Regions from separate parts of the Mus musculus genome. Here region 2 is linked to region 1. Evidence: chromatin loops called from intact Hi-C (ENCODE). Cell type or tissue: left cerebral cortex. All regions are shown on one strand. Links, peaks and the distances in the headings refer to the core of each region. The heading gives the core; the rest is flanking DNA. Region 1 overlaps Usp10 (ubiquitin specific peptidase 10). Region 2 holds the start of Klhl36 (kelch-like 36).

Region 1 (2,804 bases), core at 269-2,768:
AATTTTTCTTTTTAAATCATGTTTTATTCAAGAAACTGACTAGGAGCTGGAAACATGGCTCAATGACTAAGAGAAGATACTCCTGAAGTTCAATTCCCTATGTCTGTGTGATGTCACACAACTGTCTGACTGTCTCTATCACATTACATTCTTCAGGCCGCCATGGGCACCAGGCATGCACCTGTTACACAGACATACATGCAGGCAAGACAGAAACTAAGTATAGGATGGCAGTATAGCGCTTGGGAAGCAGAGGCAGGTGGATCTCTTGAGTTTGAGGTCAGCCTGGTCCACAGAGTGACTTCCTGTACAGCCAGGGATGTGTAGAGACCACATCTCAAAATTCAAAATACAAAAGGGAAACTGTGTGGGTATAAAGAACAGAATTCACAGGTCATGCGTAAATCCACTGCTGCACAGGCACCACTGTGTGTGTGGTGAAGACCTCAGTTATATCCTGCTGAGAATCCATCAAAGGACACAGTAGGGCCTGTTAACTGGAGCTATGCCACACCAAACATCATCTGGTGACTGACAAGGAGACAGCAGGGCTGCTTGCAACTCCATCCTGACTCCTCCCTTCCCACTGGTTCCTGTGCATCAGTGAATCCCATCAAGACGCACACAGCACATCCCCCTGCCATGAGATCTATTTTCATGAGGTATTTCAGTGAGCCATTACACCAACATATACAACGTCTTGCTTCGGTTTTGTAGCTGAAGCCAGCAGGCGAGGTTCTAACATCGGTGCACTGGATACGCTAGTTCCAGGCAATCCAATGCCTTCTTATGGCCTCCAAGGGTACACATGTTGGCAAAAACACTGTGTGTGTGTGTGTGTGTGTGTGTGTGTGTGTGTGTGTGTGTAAATAAAATAAATATGAAAAAAACACTTAGAACTTCCCGGGATGATTCATGGACCATGTTAAGCGCAGATATCACATGCCATCCCTTTTAAAGGCTTTACAGCCATGCACACCATTGAGAGATCACTCTAGAGATGGCTCAGCAGTTGAGAGCACTGGTTGCTTTTCCAGACGACTGGAGGTCAACTGCCAGCAACCCCAAGGTGGCTCACAAGCATCCGTAACTCCAGTCCCAGGGGGTTCTACTTCTGATTCCTGAAGAGCACGTGGTCCATAGACACTTGTGCAGGCAAAATACCCACATAATAAGTTAACTAAATTAAAAATACTGGGTCGTTCTGAAAAGGCCTTACCATTATCACAGAGTGCTTCCTATCGGACACATTTTAACAGTTTACATTTCTAGGAAGGTAAAAAGGGAAATTACAATATGCTGATAAACTGCAAAAGGCAGAGAAAGCTCCTGGGAGTGGAAGACAGGATTTACAAATTTAAGAAAAGACAGGGAAGAAAGACCAAGACAAGACATTCTGCTCAAAAATCTTCTCTTCCCAGGGAAGGCGGAGAGGTGACCCAGGCTCACTGCAGAGTGCAGACCAGTATCACAGGACACTTGAAGACTGCCATCTGTGTGACACTAGGGGGCACTGGAGAACAGCATTCCTCAGTCTCTAAGCTTCCAAAGGGGCTACTGAAACTCAACGGAGGGTGTGTTGGCTGACCTAAATTAACGCTCTTTACCTTTTGAAAAGGTCCCTGGTAATATGAGGTGGCTCTGAAACAAGTAATCAGCTAACCCTTTGCTCTTTTCAGTAGTTCTCAGTATCAAGGGAGATGACCAAACCGGACAGTTACCCACTGCAGTGCACAGCTAGGCAAGCAGCCTCTCTACCTGGGAGGTCAGGGCCATCATGTGAGGCAACAGAGGCTGTGAGGGAGCAAAGCCTCTCTGCAGAGGACGAGCTCACCCGCCAAAGCTCCAGATTTCTCACCAACTACAAGAGCTCCTGGGCCTGACTAGGAGTAGGAAGCCATGGGTAGGACTGGGGAGGTGGGGGTGGGAAGATGGGGGTGCCTGGCATTGATGAGGCTCTATGCTGTGCCCCAAGCATGGCAAACACAAAACAACACAAGCAAAACACAAGCATAAACAAGAAAAGAGAGAAACATGGACATGCACACATCACACCAATACCTACCTGCTCAACACTCTAAACCTTAATCGAAAAAAGGCCAGCACTGAAAAGGGGAAGTAAGCCAGGCACTGTGGCACACCTTTAATCCCAGCACTTGAGAGACAGAGGCAGGCAGCAGGTCTCTGAGTCAGAGGTCAGTCTGGTCTACAGAGTGAGTTCCAGGGCAGCCAGGGCTACACAGAGAAACCCTGTCTCAAAACAAACAAATATTGGGATGGGACCTAGAAAGATGGTTCAATGGTTAAGAACACTGATTCTTCCAAAGGACCCAGTTCAATTCCCAGCACCCATATGACAGCTCACATCATCTATATTAACTCCAAAGCTGGGGCTTCTGACACCCTCACACAGACATACATGCAGTCAAAGCAACAATGAACATAAAATAAAAATGATTTACAAATTGTATTTAAAAAGTCTACTAGAAGCTGGGTGTGGTGGCACACGCCTTTAATCTTAGCAGAGGCAGGAAGATTTCTGAGTTAGAGGCCAGCCTCGTCTACAAAGTGAGTTCCAGAACAGCCAGGGCTATCCAGAGAAACCCTGTCTCAAAAAAAAAAAGGTCTGCTAGACAGTGGTGGTGCACATGCACACTCAGGAGGCAGAAGGTGGCTCTGAGTTTGAGGCCATTGTAGTCTACAGAGGGAGCTCTAGGACAGCCCAAGGCTAGACAGGAAAAAAGTCTCAAAAAGAAAAAAGGGGAAGATGCTAAAGCCTACACTAACCAAGAAACCACTTACAA
Region 2 (2,804 bases), core at 66-2,565, 66 kb after region 1:
GTCATAGGAGGGAGGAATCCACAAGGAGAAACCTCCCCTGAGGTCTGTGCTCTCACACAAACACGAGCAATACTGCTGTGCTGACCTTTCTGATCAAATCTATAGACCTGACACACGATGTCCCATAGTCTTTTAACTATGAGGCAGGCTTTGGAGGACTTGGAAGTCTAGGCGGACACTGGCAGGGGACACCCAGTTAGGAATAAACCTGTTGGGCTAAATTCAGAGAAATTCTGCTTATCCCTCTATCTTCTGGGGTGGGAGCTAACACCTGCAAGTCCCCTACTTACAACTCCCAAAGCCTCCCTCCTCCCAAAAGCCCCTCTCTTTCTAGAAGGCTGGAAAGTGCAGCCTCTCGCTTGTTTCATTAACAGCCCGTGGAGAAGAGTCTGTCTTTTCCTGTCTCAATTCTTTACCCCCTTTTCCTTATAAAACCAACATGGGCTGGAGCTACAAGACAAATTCCCCCCCCCTCCCAGTTCTGCTGAACCCACACGAAGAATCATTTTGTTTCCTACTGAACAAAGAGTCTCTGCTAAAGATAAGTCAGCTGGTTCTGAGATAAATGGGGAGAGCGAGGGGGCTCCAGTGTTCCCATGGAGGAAGAAGTCCGGACATTCCATCCTGTTCCGCTCTCTCTGGGAAAGAAGACACAACTGAATCTTTTCCAGAAAACTAGTAACTTTGTGACTAAGCTGTATCCAGGCAGGAACTCTCCCAGCTGCTGGGGGCCCAGAGAGAAAGGTACCAATCAGCATCTAATTACTGCATACCCCTGATTCTCCCGGTTCACCTTGGCGGTGTGAGAATGGGCACCACTGTTCCCACAGGGCTAAAATCGCACCGTGGGTGGGCAGGTGGCCGAGGGGCCCACCCAAGGTCACAGACAGGAAAACATAGATACCCTCTCTGCCCATCTACTTAGGGCGGCCAGCCAGGTCTCTAGTTCCTCACTGTCTGGAAGCTTTCTTTTCTAGGCCAAGGAATCTAGAGAGAGTTCTCCAGTGCCAGGCTCGCCTTAGTCTCCCGGACCATGTCTGTGGCGCCTAGCTGCGTGCAAGCAGGTGTGGTGAAGGTGCAGAGCCAGAGCCCCCCCACCCGGGATCCCCGGGAGCCAGCACGGAGCCCAGGCGGCACTCACCGTCCCGCGTCCCGCCCCGAAGGTGCTGAGGCGCCGAGGGAGGCGTGGGCCGCACCTGTGCACCCGCGAGCCCGGATCGCGCCCGCTTGCGAGCCGCTACCAGAGCAGCGCACACTGCGGGGCTACCGGGCCCGCCCGAAGCGCAGCCATCCCTCTGCAAGGAAGTGCGAGCCTACACTGTCAATGGCGGCTGGGGGGCGGGGCCGGCAGGCGGGCGAAAGGCGGGGTCTGCAGGATAAGGGGCGGAGCCTCGCCTGAGGGGCAGGCCTGTGAAGGCGGAGTGCAGCTTCAGAGGCGGGGCCTGAGGAGGCGGGAGGCAGGAGGTGTAGCCTTAGGGGCGGGGTCTGTGGATGGGAAGGAGCTGAGCTGGTCAAGATCTGTAAGAGACACCCAGGGTCCCTTACTATTGATGGTGCCTGGCTGTCCCCTAAGTAGGTCAGGCATGCGCCGCAGAAGCTTGCTGGCGCCCACGTCCCAGGCTCCAGGATATGAGGTGGCTCCGTGGGACAAACCTCAGGGTGGGTCGGGAACTCCGGGAAGGCTGTATCCTCCTCATCTTCCCTTGGCTTCTGCTCACTGATTCTGTCAAGAGGCCTTTGTTGACTACTCTGCTAACAGCCACACCCCCTACACTCTGGCCCGCTTTCTGCTTTCTCCATACCTTTATCCCAGTCTATTATTATTACTTGCCCCCCCCCCCCCAAGCTCAGGAGATTAAACCCAGAGCCTCAACCACCACTCCCCTCAACTTTGACCAAGTCGATTCAAAATATTTTAAATAATTCTTTCCTTTTTCTTCCCTCCCTCTCCTCTGCCTGTCTGTTTCTCTGTCTCTGTCTCACTCTCTCGTTCTCTCACTCTCTAGAGCTTTTGCGGCTCTCTTTTTCTCTGTCTCTTTCTTCTCCACTCGAAGCTGTCCAACAAACGTTACAATCCTTGCTGGGCTTTTATGGCAGGTACATACCCTCTCAGTAAACATCTGTTGATCTTAGATCATTGTTAATTCATCTAATAGTTATCAAACGTCACTCATAGCCTGGAAGAACCTTGAAGAGGTTCCTCTACGTGAAAGAATCTAGACACGAAGGACACTCCCAGCTGCATTTGGTGGCACACAGCTGTCATCTCAGCTCTTGGGAGGCTGAAGCAGGAAGATAAAGAGTTCAAGGCCAGCCTGGGCTTCACAGAGAGACGTCTCAGAAAAGCAAACCACTTGAAAACGAAATGCATAAGTAAAACGTTCAAACAGGAAAGCGGGAGAGCCAAGAAGCATGGTAGAGGATGCCAGGGGTGAGGGGGTTGGGACCGTTAACAAAGGAAAATTAGGGACTTTTGGGGGAAGATGATAAAAAAGTTTTGAAATGAGAATATTGTTAGTTGTATACCATGAGAGTATACATTTATGCCTATTATCTATTAAATTTACCTAGAATTTTTAAGAATTTTAAGGTAGATTAAACAGTTCTACTGTTGCTTCAGCTTATTGTCATAGACAGCCTAACATAAGCTATTTTAATAACGTGTACCTTCATATTAGTACCTGAGGTGTTGGGTTTGGAAAGCCAAACTAGAAGATGCACAGCCCTGAGGTGGGGGGCTGTAGTTAAGCCTTGGACCAACCTGGGAATCCACAGGTGACCTTGACCTGTAAAGCTAGCCTGGC

The links. Hi-C counts contacts between places; a loop is a spot of excess contacts. Peaks named below come from ENCODE experiments on the same cell type or tissue, not always from the same donor. Only the 100,000 strongest peaks of a DNase experiment are listed, where the experiment ranks them.
Region 2: a loop joins it to region 1, with 3 times the contacts of the local background. A loop is called at or near these places in 4 of 42 quality-filtered maps.

The regions. Positions count from the first base shown.
Region 1 is chr8:119,926,600-119,929,403 of GRCm38, reverse strand. The region is part of intron 1 of Usp10 (ubiquitin specific peptidase 10); the gene reads right to left. Among named protein-coding and RNA genes, the nearest start is that of Usp10, 18 kb to the right of the region's middle. In left cerebral cortex, for the core only: CTCF peaks have their summits at 1,510 (motif pointing right) and 2,706; DNase peaks (open chromatin) are centred at 1,521 and 2,748.
Region 2 is chr8:119,860,785-119,863,588 of GRCm38, reverse strand. Klhl36 (kelch-like 36) reads right to left here and starts at 1,284. Exons shown (of 5, transcript NM_146219.1): 1 at 1,142-1,284. In left cerebral cortex, for the core only: no CTCF peak of the experiment used is centred there; DNase peaks (open chromatin) are centred at 757 and 1,398; H3K4me3 peaks cover 1,360 bases; H3K27ac peaks cover 738 bases.